Regions from separate parts of the Homo sapiens genome. Here region 1 is linked to region 2. The links are chromatin loops, found by intact Hi-C in ENCODE. Cell type or tissue: heart right ventricle. All regions are shown on one strand.

What was found. A loop is a pair of places that touch in the nucleus more often than their neighbours do. Peaks named below come from ENCODE experiments on the same cell type or tissue, not always from the same donor. Only the 100,000 strongest peaks of a DNase experiment are listed, where the experiment ranks them.
Region 1: it touches region 2 in a loop (2.1-fold over the local background); 45 of 110 quality-filtered maps call a loop at or near these places.

Annotation. Positions count from the first base shown.
Region 1 is chr14:34,094,590-34,102,589 of GRCh38, reverse strand. All of the region lies in intron 4 of LOC102724945 (a long non-coding RNA gene), which reads left to right. It overlaps LOC105370444 (a long non-coding RNA gene), which reads left to right and starts at 3,558. Exons shown (of 2, transcript XR_943735.2): 1 at 3,558-4,208; 2 at 6,175-6,749. In heart right ventricle, CTCF peaks have their summits at 3,505 and 3,710 (motif pointing right); a DNase peak (open chromatin) is centred at 3,723.
Region 2 is chr14:34,224,608-34,232,607 of GRCh38, reverse strand. No RefSeq gene overlaps it. Among named protein-coding and RNA genes, the nearest start is that of EGLN3-AS1, 190 kb to the right of the region's middle. In heart right ventricle, a CTCF peak has its summit at 4,422 (motif pointing right); DNase peaks (open chromatin) are centred at 740 and 4,427; H3K4me3 peaks cover 363 bases; H3K27ac peaks cover 1,238 bases.

The sequences.
Region 1 (8,000 bases), 130 kb after region 2:
GGACAGTATAGTACTTTGGACTAGCACTAGCATGGTTCTGCCATGCCCCAGGCTGGATGGAGCAAGGAGGGACAGCAATTACTAGAATCTGCAGAGGTTAGCTGCAGGCGAGGCTACTTACAAGGCACAGTGGATTAAAGATAGTTTGAAGTTCTTTGATATTCCTTTGAGATTGAGGTCTGTGTTCTCCTGCCTTGAATCAGAGGGGCCTCGTGACTACTTTGATCAACAGAATGTGACAGACATGATGTTCTAGTTTGTAGGCCCAGGCCTTCAGAGATTGGCAGCTTCCATTTCCTTTCTTGGAAGCTTCCATTTTCTTTCTTCTTAGAAGACCACTTGCTCTTGGATACAACCACCTTGCTGAGAGGAAACCTTTTGAGCCTCAAGGAGAAGCCTACCTGGAGGAGAACTGAAGGCCTCTGCTGACAGCCTTGACAGAGCTCCCAGTTGATGCTGGTTGCAGTCATCATCAACTGGCTAGCCATGTGCATAAGCCATCTCAGATGTGGATTCTCCAGCTCCAATCAAGCTGCCACATGGAGCAGAGATGAGTCACTCCACCAAACCCTGCCCAAAGAGTAGGTTCATCCGTAAAATAAGTGATCATTGTTGTTTTAAACTGTTAAGTACTGGAGGTAGTTTGTTGCCTACCAATGGATGCTGGAATACAGGAGTTGTGGCCTCAGTAAAGGGACACAGATAACCTATACTGTGGCGAGAAGGAAGCCAGGAGGACAAACAGCCTGGCCCCTCTCTCCTCCTGCCTACTTATTTACTACTAGTGACCTCCATTGGATGAACCCAACCAAAGCCAGCGGACAAGGAAGCTGTTGATGTTGTCCTTATAGGCCAGCCCCCTGGGACATGCCAGGTTGGAGAAATGTGAAGGGGCGATCTGGAGGGATGAATGGAAGACATGGAATAAGCACCAGGCACTTTGAAGCTGGTCTCATGGAGTTGAACCCAGTTGATAAAGTTCAACTGCCCAACTGCCCAATAGAGCAAGAACAAAAAATTTCTAAGACAAAGGCCAGAGCCTATTTTACAAGGACTCCGGGTACGTGATCAATAAGGCAGAAAGGAGAAAAATTTACCAAAGCCATTACTTAAAGAAGTAAGCTCTCAGATGGGATAATGCCCTGTGAATGCCAGCCGTGGGCCATGAACTCCCCAATTTCCTGAGCAGTCAGTCTGTTGGGGGGTCTGGGGGCCTGATACACAGTGGAAGATCACCCTCTGCCTTTATGGCCCATAAAACAAATACTTATACTTCTAAGGAAATTGGAGTAATCTAGCTAAGGAAAAGGGACTCTTTCCTGGGGCTAGAAGCTCCAGATAGACAAACCTAGGTGACCTGGGCAGAATCAAGACTGCTGTTGCCTTGCTTGTCAGAGGCTGGTGGCAATGAATCCACTAGCACCTGAAGGGATCCATGGAACAGGGGAACAGTGGCAGAGAGGGAGAAGCCCCTTCAATCTGCTTCTAGGAGAGCAGGCAGGCTGCTCGCTGGGCTCTGGGGCCAGTCACAAAGCCAGAGTAGTGTCCCCAATGTCCAGTAGGAATTTTGTCAAATCTAGTGAGAGAGCTTTCGAAAACTGCCCTGTTAAAGGGAGGTGATAGAGAGTACCATGATTACAGCTGGGATTCAGGGGTCCAGCTGCGTGGATTCAAATTCTGGCTCTGCCTCTTGCCAGCTGTATAATTTTGTTTAATTCCTCTATGACTTAGTTTTCTTATCAGTAAAATGGTGATAATAATAGTGCATATTAGGTGCAGCTTTTAAGGATACATGAGCTTATACTACATACCTAGAGAAACAGCAGGATGAAGTGTCTAAGAGCACAGGCTCTGGAGCCAGATGGCCAGGGTTTGAATCCTGGCTCCACCACTTACTGTGTGCATGATGTAGGGCAAGTTATTTAGTTTCTCTGTCTCATTGTCCTCTTTCATGGGAATAATAGCATACTTCCTTCATTTTGGTCATCACAAAGATTAGTGAGTCAATCTATGTAAAGGGTTTAGAATGGCACCGATATTTAGCAAGCACTCTGTTAGCTGTGATTAGCACAAGGCCTTGTACATCTTGGTGTGATTGTGTGGCATATAATAATCAGGCAATAACATTTTCCTTCTGCTGGAAGCGGAGACAAGAGGGGGAAACTCATATGCTTGTGACAGAGCTCTGCCCAGTTCATATTCAACACATCTCAGAACTGCCCTGTCTCTTGGTTGATGACACTGTGGGTAGTGAAGTTTGGTCCATTCCCACAGGTGTGATCACATTGGTGTCCGTTTTGCGCTCTGCCCCAATCACACCTTAGCTTCTAGGCTGCCTACCAAAGACATTGTCTCCCCAGTGGCGCTCTCAGACCCAGCCTGGCAGCACACTGCCATTGTTGGGTGACTGATGGCCCACGGGAAATGGGGCTTCCCTTCTGCCCTGGGGCCTGGCTGTGAAAGCAAGCACAAGAAAAATGGTATCAATAAAGAAGGCTGCTCCTGGTAGACAGTGCCTCTTTTTTTCCAACTAAATGATACACCTAAGGCATAAACCACAGAGTCTGAAATCTGAGCCAACCTGGTTGTCTTTTCAGCTTCTGGAACCCACTTGGGACATTGCTACTCCCCCGTGCCTCAAGGGTACCCTTCCTTAAGACCTTGTCCTACAAAGGCCTCATCGTGATTTGCCTGTTGGAGCTTGGCTTGCTCTGATAGACAAAGTGCAGGAGTGGGGTGTGGCTGAGCCGCAGCAGCTGCAGGGAGATCTTTCAGAGAACTGTGGGCAGGACAGAGAACTCCGATCCTGGCCCTGGCACTGGCAGGCTGGGTGAAGTCTCTAGTGCTTAACCCCCTTAGTCCTCTTTTTGCAAAATGAAGGCAACATCAACAGACTTCGGGGAGTCTCCTGAGACTAAATCCTTAAAGAGGGAGTTAGGGAAAAGCAGGTGGTAGTGTTCACTGTGTTGACAGAGCAATCATGCTCATCAGAACCTGTGGTTTTAGGGCCTGGGGGCCATGGAAAGAGCAAGGGGTGGCTTCATCCTCAGGTGGATAGTTCTCCTTCCTGGGGCCTCTCTTCCTTCCTCTCTCCCTTGCTATCCCCTAACCTGTCCCAGTGCTTCTTTAGAGACCAGGAAGATTCTCAGGAATGGTTGCCCCTTGGGCCAGTGTTAGAGCAGGAATCTAGAAGGAAGGTCATGTGTTAGGCCTGCAAAATTTACCCTTCTCCCCAGATGCTTCCATTCCTCTTTACCTCACTGCCCTCCCTTAGATTTTTATTTGGCCTAACTTAGGTCATTTTTTTTAACCAAAAAAAAAATGGGGGGCTATTGGCATAGTTCTACCTCAGCAACTATCCAGGGAGCCTGGCCTGGTCCAGGCATGCAGTGGGTTTTCCTTCAGAAATGAGTCCTTTGAGAGCCCAGAGAAGGGCAGCCCTGAGCCTGTTCACTCAGCCTGACCTGGAAAAACTGCAACCCACTGAGACACTCTGTTTCTCAGTTCTGTCCTTTCTAGAAGGTACCATTCCTCCTGAAAGGTCAAAGTGACTGTTCAGTCTCAATCTATCATGTGATGAAAGGTGTGGTACCAACTACAGCAAATAAACTTACAATTTCCAACATCCAACCAAAGAGGCTGACTACAAAATAAAGCTATTCCTACGAAACTGCAATTTTTGCAGGTCAAATTTTCAGCCAGCCACCAGAGGGTGCCCGTAGAGCTCTCTAAAAATGACCAAAACCTGAAGAATTAGAGGAGAAAGAAAATTTCCAGTGCATGGAAGACCAGGACAAAATACAGCTTACCCCCACGTGACTTGAACAGATACACAGGCCAGACAAGGAGCTGTGAGGCTGTCGACAACAAGAACCAGGGTGGGAGTAACCCCAGATTTTACCTAGATATGAGCTAAACAAGTTGCTTCTTGATTTCACATTGGCAATTGCGATAGTACTTTGAGGACTGGCCCAGAAAGCATTTTCATCCCCTGGCAAAACTCTTCCCCATCAGCTTCCCAACCATGTGTACAAAGGAAATGCAAATACATGTGAATAGTAGCCTGAGTCAAAGTCTTCTTGGAAGGTAAGGCTGCTTGCGACTGCTGCTGCTTTGAAAAAGAAAAATCCTACAATGCAAGTGAAAGGACAGATTTTCTGAGCCACTGCTTCTGCACCAGGGTGAGGGTTCAGAAGGACGAAATACAGGTACCATGGTTCTCTGAAGAGATGGTCTTGTGTGGAGCACACCTGGCATGAAAGGATGGGGACAGCTTCTACCCTCTCCCCAGCAGGGCCCGACAAGCAGGCTGTGTGGCATTCCTGTATTTCCAGGGCTGGCACAGTGGCTGACACACAGTAGCTGCCTGTAAATGTTTGTTGAATGAGTGAATAAATGACTAGGAAGGGAGCTGGAGTGGGTGTGACACTGTCTGGGCTGGCTGGAGCTTTCACCAGGTTGAGGGATGACAGGGAAAGGGGTAGGTGGGTGTGGGAGGGTAATTTCCCAGTGAGGAGAGATTCTGTGTTTCATCTGGGTTGCCTGTCTGAGGCCTTTTCTGTGGGCAACGAAGGCCCTAAGACAGAGTGTGTGGACTCTGCCCTAATGATAGTCAAACCGCCCAATGGTCCCATTCATTCACGTATTTGTCTACTAATTGACAGCTATTGAGTACCTAATGGGAACCGTGGCCTTCATCCCTCATCCCTACGCAGGCGACCCCAGACTGTCTTAGCCACCTTCGTGAGCTGGGGATGGGAATGCCGGAGGAAGTGAGCACATGGCTAATACTGGGCAGGGGCTTTGGCTGTCTGGAAATGCAGCCAGCAGGGAGCTGGACTGAGGCACCGGTTGCTGGCAATTGGGCCATTTGTCTCTCTGGACAAGTGCAAGCAATAAGTGTGTATGTGCTCTGTGTGTGTGAGACTATGCAGGTGTGAGTGTGGGTTGCAATAATGTTTCACCTTTGCCTGAGGGTCTACCATTTCACAACCCTTTGGCAGCACCCAGCCTCCCTTGCTGTGCCTACAAGGGAGAGAAGAGGTGATTAATATTTAAATTTGGAAATAGCTGTAGTTTGGAGACAGACATTATCATTCTAATTCACCATTGGAGAAATTATTATGTCCATGCTTTGCAGAGTATAATGTAGCCTCTATACTTGCTCCCTTCCTAATTTTTCTCCCTTGGGGCTGCTTTAATGACATCTTTGGGGGGATTACAGCCTTCAGATGAACCAAGGGGCATGTCTGACTTGGAAGAAAGAGAATGGGTTTAGGAATCTTCTTGTTTCTCTCCTCCCCTGCCCATGGCTAAGTCTGTCCTTCTGATACTATAATGAGCATCTTTTCCCCATCAGACTGAGAAGTGTAGTTTCTTGAGCTATAACCCTTTTAGTTTGCAAATCTCACACTGGTGAGGTGCTGATGATCGCTGGGCCCACTCTGAGTAGTGGCCCAGCAGGATTCCCCACACTCTGTGAGCTGTTTGATGGCATAGATTATGTATCCACCTAGTCCTTTTAAATTTCTGATCTCCAACAGGTCTTGGCACAGTCCTGTGTACTGGGCAAGGTTAGACACAAGTGAGAGACTACTAGGAAAGAGCTTCAATAAACCAGCTATAGCTAAAGCAAAGGAAAATGTTCTGGAAAAGCTAAGCAGGCTCCCGAAGAAGCTTCCACTGGATTTTCCCATCAGATTGCTTTTGTCATAAGATCTTCTCTGGGGAAAAAATCCATTTTTTTTTTTAAAGGGAAGGAAAGAAAACCCATACCTAGAGGCAAAAGATGGCCCAATGACATCTTTGCCTGAGCTCTCTGTCAAGGAGAATCTTAGTGGAAGCCATAAGATTATGGAGTTTAGACATCAACAGAGAGAGTGTGGGTCAGGGAGGAGCTTACCTTAGACACACTCAGCATGGACCAAGGGGAGTTGTGTGGATCTGTGAGTGCCATTTTATCAAATACATAGAGATAACCTCTTTGCTGTTTATAAGAGCGAACTAATGGGAAGAAGCCAGCTTTAAAATTACCATTTTGTCAAGAAAGAATAGAGCAAGCACTATAAACATTTACCGTTTTTTTTTTTTTTGGTCTGTTTAGTAGATAAAATTCTATAAGACTCAACTACTTGTTATTAAACAAACTTATCTTGAGTATCTCCTATGTCTCAGGCACCAAGACCTGTACTCGTTGGAGACTATGATGGACAACACAACATGAATTTCTTGCCCTCAGGTGGTTTACAATCTAGAGAGGGAGGCAGACAAATGACCAGATGACATCCGAGAGACCAAGCTTTGCCTGCCCTCCTGTGGCCTTGGCTGGGGGATCCTCCTGTGGCCCATGGAAGGGGCATTTCTCTGAACTGAAGGACTCCACCTCTCCTATGCTATAACTGGCCAGGGATGGGCCTGCAGTGGCTGATCAGAGGTTCAGCCCTTGGTAATTCAAGCCAATCCAGTTTCTTGCCTTAAAATTTGTAATTGACATGCTGACAGATGAAGTTAGTTACAGGTGGTGAGTGAGCTTCAAGTTTATGGAGACTTGGGACTGAAGCCACTTGATGAGCCACGTATTCCCAGAGAGTGTGTAAAAGCAAAAGAAGCAACCAGAAGAGAGGATGAGAGAGGGGAAGGGGGCAGACTTGGAGAGTCAGCTCCCCTTGATGGCAACAACTCCCCTTGCTCCTTATCTTTGTGTCCTGTGAGATTACCATTCTTTAAAATAAATCCCTCTCTTCCTGCGACAAGTAGACTGAATTTGTTTTTCTTACAAGCAAAAGTTCTGTTTTTAATTCAAAATGTTAGAGAACAATGTGCAGTCAGCCTTTCTATCTACAGGTTCTGCATCCACAGATTTAGCCAGCCTAGGATTGAAACTGTAGTTAGGCCTGTAATGGTTGTGTCTGTAGTGAACATGTGCAGACTTTTTTCTTGTCATTATTCCCTAAACAATACAGAATAACAACTATTTACATTGCATTTACATTGTACCAGGTATTGTATGCAATCTGGAGATGATTTAAAGTGTACAGGAGGATGTGCATAGATTATATGCAAATACTATGGCATTTTATATCAGGGACTTGAGCATCCATAGATTTTGGTATTTGTGGGGGTCCTGGAAGTAAGCTCCCACAGATACTGAGGGTTGACTGTATTAGTTTCCCAGGACTGCTGTAATAAGTTACCATAAATGTGGTGGCTTAAGACGATAGAAATATGTTCTCTCACAGTTCTGGAGACAAGAATCCAAACTTAAGGTGTCAGGAGGGTTGATTCTCTCTGAGGTTGTGAAGAGAAACTGTTCTATGCCTGTCTCCTAGCTTTCTGGTGGCTCTCAGCAATCCTAATGTTCCTTGCCTTATAGACACATTCTTCAATCTCTCGTTCCCTCTTCACATAGCCTTTCTTCACATGTCTCTGTATTTTCCTTTTCTGTTTCTTTTTTTCTTTTTTTTTTTTTTGAGATGGAGTCTCACTCTGTCGCCCAGGCTGGAGTGCAGTGGCCTGATCTCAGCTCACTGCAAGCTCCGCCTCCCGGGTGCAAGCTCCGCCTCCCAGGTTCGCGCCATTCTCCTGCCTCAGCCTCCCGAGTAGCTGGGACTACAGGCTACAGGCGCCCGCCACCGCGCCCGGCTAATTTTTTGTATTTTTAGTAGAGACAGGGTTTCACTGTGTTAGCCAGGATGGTCTCCATCTCCTGACCTCGTGATCCACCCGCCTCGGCCCCACAAAGTGCCAGGATTACAGGCGTGAGCCGCTGTGCCCAGCCCTTTTCTGTTTCTTATGAGGAACGCTTATCATTGCAGTTAGGGCCCATCCTAATCCAGGATGAGCTCATCTAGAAATCCTTACCTTAATTACATCTATAAAGACCCTTGTTCCAAATAAGGTCACATTCTGAGGTTCTGGGAAGACATATCTTTTAGGGAGATACCATTCAACCCACAATAAACAAGGCACCAATGTGTTCATTGCTGGGTTACTCAGTTGGT
Region 2 (8,000 bases):
CATCCTGTTACATCAATGTATTCATTCCTTTTTATTGCCAAATAACATACCACTGTATGGATATACCACATGTTATTTATCCATTCATCAACTGATTGTTTCAATTTGGGTTGTTTCAATTTTTTGGTTATTGTGAATAATGTTGCTATAAATATCCATGTAAAAATTTTCCTGTAGATATGTGTTTTCGCTTCTGTTGGGTGTATGGCTGGTAGTGTAATTGCTGCATAATGGAGACCGTTGAACTCTGTCCAGGGCGACTTGTAAAGTTCTATGGGTTGGAGATACTTCTTCATGCTGCAATACTCCTTATTTCCACTTTACTCTTGGAAGCTTGGATTAAAAATATGTTTGTATATGCACTGATTTTTATTGATAAACTTTTTGTTCTACTCTATCAGTGTTCATATGTTTGTTATTGCCTTTTTTGGTTAAAGTCCGTCCTGTTTTTGTATGTCGTTACCAAGCAGTCTTCCTTCTTCCTTACTGCCATTCTGTTTAGTGCAGATACATTTCTCTCTTTGGGACTATGGTTTGTTTTTATCTTATGAGTTACAGAAATAACAAGAGGGAGTCTCAGAAAAAAAAAAAAGAAATAACAAGAGGGAAAACCCAATTCCTATTATACTACAGACTGGGGGCTGGAAGTGAGGTTAGCAAGGGGTGGGGGAGGCATGTGGGAAGGAGTTGAATTCTTGGAATGTAGAAGACGCCACAGGGCTTGGTGCCATAAGCCCCATGTGTCCTGGGCCACTCTCCAGGCCTACGCCCAGTGTTGCCTGGGTCTCAGTGCTGTACGTGCTGCCCGGCACTTGCATGAAACACCTGCACACAACAATTGCCAAGGGCCAAGGAGCTGTTTGAGACGCCATATCCTGTTGGGCATTGTTTCAAATGAAATCAATGACTCTTCCCTGCATTAAAACAATGTTTTTCAGGAATCAAAAAGAAAGAGAGAAGGAGACCAACAAGGAGCCTTGCTTTAGAGAAGGAGCCCATGTGCAGCCACCACCCTGCCCACAGCATGTGCCCCGTGCAGCCAGGCCCTCCCCGCTGCCTGCTTCCTCCTGTGGGCCGGAGGGACAGCAGTGAGATCCCGGGTAGAATGCCAGGAGGAATCTGGGCAGCTGCATGCTTCTTGAGCATCTTCTCCCTCCTTGCTCCTGTGTCAATTTTTCCTTCTTTTCTTTATTCACTCAACAAACTGAATCTGAGTTGAGTGCCATTATGTGCCCAGCACTGTGCTTGGCACTGGGACACAGACATGTTCTTTGCCCTCATGAAATTTATAGCCCTCTATCCCCTCTTCTTTTCCTGCCTCCTTTTCTGCCTTGCTCTCCATTTATTTGTTCCTCCTCTTTTCCTTATACTTTTAAATTTTCATGTATTAAAGAGCCACATGTTTTTTCTTTTTGAAAGATGTTTCCATGTCAATATTTCATTTTCTGGACTTACACAGAAAGGACTTAGAGTTGGGAGGCTTTGCCATGGCCTATGGGCCCACTCCATGTTCCCAGTGGCCTCAGCTCTTCCTTGGAGAGGATAAGGCAAGACCTCAAGTCTATATCAAGAAATGTGGGAGCCATGCATTCTCCACATCTGTGCTCTTGCTACTGGCTGCAAGGAAATTGGTGCTGCTCAGAGAAGTGGACAAGCTCCAGGGAGGGATGAAGAATAAGTGTGTGTGTGTGTGTGTGTGCGCATATGTGTGTAGGGGGTATTTGAGGGAGATGGCATAGAGAAACACTGACTAGAGATGTTACAAGTCCCCCAAACTCAGTTGGACCACTTGACTCACCCCTGGATGCAGCCCAAAAATTTGCTCTTGGAAGTGCTTCCTGACTGGCTTGGAATACTTGTCCTTAACTCCATCAGGATGCCATGGGTCTTAAGATCTTTTCTATATTGGAATGTTTGGGGCAATTAGACTTAAGTCCAAGGCCCTGCCTCTGCCTGAATGATCCAAGCATGGGTTCTCTTCATCGGTGTGAACAGTAGGCTTTGCCTCTGCTTGAGTCATTGCTTTTCCTTGCAGAGAAGGCACAGCTGCATTCCTGCCTTCTCTGAGATCCTGCCTGCTGGATGGCCAAGGGGCTTGGGCCAGAGTGAAGAGGGGAATTTAAAGTAGTGCACTTCAAACTATTCATAATGAAAGACTTACGTATGTTGTTTTGTTTTTTATTTCCAATCTCTTGTGGACTGATAATCTTTTAAAGAAAAAACTTTAAAAATTTTTAAATGGACAAATAATAATTGTACATATTCACAGTGGTACATAGTGATGCTCCAGTATTATAAAGTGTAGTGATCAGGGTAATCAGCACATCCATCATCCCAAACATTTGTCATTTCTTTGTGTTGGGAATATTCAATATCCTCCTTCTAGCTACTTAAAACTATGTGACATATTATTGTTAACTACAGTCATCCTATGGTGGTATAGAACACTAGAACTTATTCCTCCTATCTGGCTGTAATTTTGTGTCCTTTAACAAATCTCTTCCTATCCCTCCCTTCCCCCTACCCTTCCCAGCTTCTTGTATCTTCTGTGCTACTTTTACCTTTACCAACGTTTTTTTTTTTGAAGTTTCCACATATGAGTGAGAACGTGGTATTTAACTTTCTGTCTCTAGCTTATTTCACTTAACACAATGTCCTCCAGTTTCATGCATGTTGCTGCAAATGACTTGATTTCATTCTTTTTTATGGCTGAATAGTACTCCATTGTGTGTATGTACCACATTTTCTTTATCCACTCGTCTGTTGTTGGATGCCTGGGTTGATTCTGTATCTTGGCTATTGTGAACAGTGCTGCAATAAACGTGGGGGTGCAGGAGTTTCTTCAATATAATTATTTCTTTTCCTTTGGATAAATACATAAAATACAACAGAAATAAAATACTAGAAAAATGAAAAGGAAAACAACATTCAAAACACAAGCTCTAATTTTTTATTGTTAGATTTGATAAATATTAAATTGCTTTGAAAAATTGTCATAGTAGTTCCCAACACTGTTTCTGTGCTTTTCTTGTTGCTAACCAGTGATGGATTGTGGGTAGATAGCAGTCTGTGGACTGGTCTCCACCGCCTTCCCTTGTCCGCACCCCTGCCCCACGGGGTAGCCATCTCCTGCCTTTGGCTGGAGGGCAGGAACATTGGTGGGCTGAGGGCAGGCTGTGGAGATTCTTCCCCATGGTGTGGGGTAGTGAGCGGAAATCCCCACATGAGTCTGATGTGTGTTCTCTAAGATTTAGCGTGTCTTAGTTACCAATTTCGGTACTAAGGAGCCCAATCTTCTCAAGTTGGTTTTGGGTACAGGACTCATCAACCACAGAAAAGCCACAGTGGTAGACATAGGAATGGCAGAAGCCAGGGCAGTTTCAAGGACCTCAGCAGGCCAAGTTCATGGACCCTTACTTAGGGCCCTCCTGTTAACGTGGCTTAGCTTCCAGCTTTCTCAGTCTCTTGACATAAATCATCAAGACAGAGATTCTGTGGATTCAGTGAGGAAAAAGTTCACCTTAGTTCAATTAGCGGCGGGCCAAGAGATGGCGTCTCAGAGCCTGCTCTGCTCTGTAGGGGCTGTGGAAACCAACTCTCTGAGAAAGGAGTTAATGGCAGATTGGGACCCAGGGCAGATCTGGGTGCAAGCTGCTGCCTGTGGAAAGTTCGAAACAATGTCCCAGTTCTCAAGCAGGAGAAAGGTTTTAATCATTCAACTGTAGGGAGAAATTCCTGGCTCTGCCCTGTGCAATCAGCTCATCCTCCTGGGTCTCTAAGTGTGCTGAAATGTTGCTTCCTTGCTCCTGGTGTAACCACTCACTTAGCAAGCAGGAGCCTCCGTGGAAGGCGCTGACCTGTGATTTATGTGCCATAAAAGGGCCGGGATGTTTGATGCCTGTACTTCTCTGCCTGAGAAGAAACATTAAATGAGAGCGAATGGACCCTAGGCTCCTAACGTGGCTGCTGCTTTCCGAATGCGCGCACAGGCGCTCCATTTCATTCTGGCTCCCTGGCCGGGCCGAGCTGATTTTCACCCTGCAGATCTTAACGAAGCTCAAACACTGCCACAACCACAAGAAGCAGAAAGGAAAGGCCCAGCAGCCACTGTTTTCCTCTTCTCATACTGTCACCACGGGAGGCCTCTTGCCATGAAGGTGTTTAAAACTTCCAAAGTTAAAAACACAATGTGAAGCAAGAATCCAAGCTGATGACACCATTTCAAACGGTTTAGCAATCCATAGTTCCAGATGGAAGTTCAGATAGGAGGGCTCCTTGACTTTGTACTGAGCAGTTTCTTATAGAGGCAGAGTCCACTTGAATCCAGAATGTCTGTATTTTGCTTTAACTGGTCAGCTGGTGGAGAGGGCCCTGGATTGGGTGGCTCTGGGTCTCTATCAGAAGCAGACTGTAGGTGGCACTGCAACGCAACTTTGGTGCACCGCAGCGCGTGATAGCGCGCAGAAAACCGGGGGAGATTTAGTGCTCCGAGAAATTCAAGCCCTTTAGGGAAAGGAGCACAAAAATCACCACTTAGAAGTTGCTGTAGAAGCCTTGGGGCCACTGACCATCCTCTCCAGGGACCGAACGGCTAAATGGCAAGGATGATGTGGTGGGGAATGTGTACCTGGCGATGGTTTGCAAAATCTTGACGTTAAAAATCACCACTGTTTCATGTGTGTGGGAAATAAGAAGGCAGGGAGACAGAATGAAAAGCCTGAGAAAACACAATAAGGGTGAGAGAGAAATGGATTTTTAAATGACTATTATTATTGTTTTATTTTGAAGGAGAGTTTGAAGTACATGAATTCCCTCTGCATGTATACTCCCACCTGACCATTGAATTAAGGTGGGTACAGTTAATAGTTATAATAGAGAATCATGGTAAATAACACTGATTGAGGGTACTTTATTCATGAGTGATAAGATGAATCAAGAAAGAAAAATTAAGGGAAGCGTCATGAAATGTCTTTTCTCGTGGGCCACATGCTCTAATATTTGGGCTAATTCTAGTCTTATGCTATAAGAAATCACTTAGTCTACAGTTTTGTGGACTTAGTTCAGAAGTGGATGCTTTTGGAGACGAATGTAAGGTCCTCCTCTGAACCTCATTTTCCCATTTGCAAGGATTCGTTCTGTCTATTTCTATTTCTAATGGTTTTCAAAGTGTGATTCTGGGAACAGTAGCATTGGTATCACCTGGGAACTTGTTAGAAATGCAAATTTCTGAGCCCCACTCCAGACCTTCTAAATCAGAAACTCTGAGGATGGGGTGTAGCAATGTGTTTTAGCCAGTCCTCCAGGTATTTCGGATGCATGCTGATGTTTGTGCACACCTGCTGTAAGGAGTCCCTCAGATATGTATGGGGGAAAAGTGAGGATAGATTACTCAGGAAACATTGAACCCTTACGATGTTTATTAATAGCTGAGTGATATATGCTGGGGTTACAATGAAGAAAACATGGTTCTTCTCTCAAGCTGTTTATAATTTAGTGGGAAAACAGGCATACTTACAATGCTAAATGGAATAACTACTCCTTGAAAATACTAATTCTGCCTAGAAAGAAGGGAGGAGAAAGGCTTATAGGGTGGTGGGGAACATTTGAGCAGAGTCTTGAAGGATGAGAAGATTTAATGAGGCAGAGAAGGGCTTGTAGCTTTTATTATTTATTTTTACTTATTTATTTTTTTGAGATCAAGGCTCATTCTGTTACCCAGGCTGGAGTGCAGTGGCATGGTCAGGGCTCATTGCAACCTCAACCTCCCAGGCTCAAGTGATCCTTCCACCTTAGCTTTCTGAGTAGCTAGGACTACAGGCCTGTGCCACTATGCCCGGCTAATTTTTGTATTTTTTGTGGAGACAGGGTTTCAGCATGTTGCCCAGGCTTGTCTTGAACTCATGGGCTCAAGTGATCTGCCCGCATCGGCCTCCTAAAGTGTTAAGATTACAGGTGTGAGACACCACGCCGGGCCTGCTTGTAGCTTTTAAATGTTGTTTAATATTGCCAGAGAGTTTTGTCCACCTCAAACCATCAAGGAGCCAAACATATTGAGAGAGATTGAGTTTTCTTTCCCCTACATTTGGTTAAAGACATGGGCTTTGAGAATCACTTATTGAGAGGGAAAATCTGGCTAGCCTTGGACTTTTGCTCAGTGCCAATAGTCAATGAAGTAATGTCTACAAATTTCTGAGGAAAAGAGTGACTCAAAAATATTATATCCAGCCAAGGAGTTGGTCAAATATAAAGATAACAGGTAAACATTCTTATGTATTGACCCAAGAATTACAGGGTGTACAAACACTTCTTGGAAAAAAAGTTAGTGACAAGATGAAGCCACACAAGAGGTAAAAATAAAGGACAAAGTGAAGGACTCAGGAATGAAACAGTCACAGTAAAAGACTGGTAGTGGGCATTCAATTCATGTAAATGTAAGAACTAAGTCTAAACAAAAGTAGAAAATGGTAACAGAATAGAGAATTAATGTTATAATCCTTATCAGGGAATATGGGTGGGAGTGTGAGAGTACCAATTTCCTCATCTTTCTTAGCAGAAAGTTTTTTTGTTTTTTGAATGACTAGCCACTTTATTTTTTTTAATATTTTTTTTCTTAACGTAGAAGGCTCTTTTAAGAAATAATAACTTTACTGGCAAGGAAACGTTTATTTGAAGTTTATTCTCCTTCACTTTCTTCAGTTTCTTTATCCTTTTTTAAGTAAAACAAAGTTTTCTAACTTTCCAAAAATTAAAGCTAGCTAATATAGAATAATCTCATTTTAATTAGCTTATTTCTTTTCTTCCCTTCCATTGATCCATCCATCTTTCTATCCATTCTTGGCTAATTTCTTTTACTCTCATGGTTTTAATTTAATTTAATTTTATTATTATTATACTTTAAGTTTTAGGGTACATGTGCACAATGTGCAGGTTTGTTACATATGTATACATGTGCCATGCTGGTGTGCTGCACCCATTAACTCGTCATTTAGCATTTGGTATATCTCCAAATGCTATCCCTCCCCCCTCCCCCCACCCCACAACAGTCTCCGGAGTGTGATGTTCCCCTTCCTGTGTCCACGTGTTCTCATTGTTCAATTCCCACCTGTAAGTGAGAACATGCGGTGTTTGGTTTTTTGTCCTTGTGATAGCTTACTCTCATGGTTTTAACTATTATCTCTTTGATCACGATGTTCAAATATTTATTTATTTATTTTTTTTTAGAGATGGAATCTCACTCTGTCACTGAGGCTGGAGTGCAATGGCACAATCATAGCTCACTGCAGCCTCAAACTCCTGGGCTCAAGTGATCCTCCTGCCTCAGCCTCCTGAGTTGTTGGGATTACAGGCTCACACCATCACACCCAGCTAGTTTATTTTTATTTTTGTAGTGATGGGCTCTCCCTGTGTTGTACAGGCTGGTCTCAAACTCCTGGCCTCAAGTGATCCTCCCACCCCAGCCTCCTGAGTTGTTGGGATGGCAGGTAGGAGCCACTGCACCTGGCTCAAGTATTTATCCCTGATGATTCTTCTGAGTTGCAGAATTATGTATACAATAGCCCACTGGATGGACAGCTCCACTTGGATGTCCAATGGACACTTCAACATGTTCAGAACAAGACTCATTTTCTTCAGCTTCCAAATCCAAATTTGCTGCTCCTCTTATATTTTCTATCCTGGTTCATGATATTACCATCAACTTGGTCATCCAAGCCAGAAACTTGGAATCATCTTAGATTCCTTATCTCTTCATCCTTCTCATCCAATCAACCATTAACACCGCATCCAAGCCAGAAACTTGGAATCACTCTTGATTTCTCATCTCTCTTTCAAGCTTCCCATCCAACCGGTCAACATCGCTTCCTAAATATTTACTTTTCCCTCTTCTCCTTATCCTAGCTATCCTTGATCTAGGACAGAGCCTCACCAGGGTCTTTGATAATAACTTCAAACTTGTCTGTAGGCCTTCTTGGCTTTTCTTTATATTCACTTCCATTGTTTAT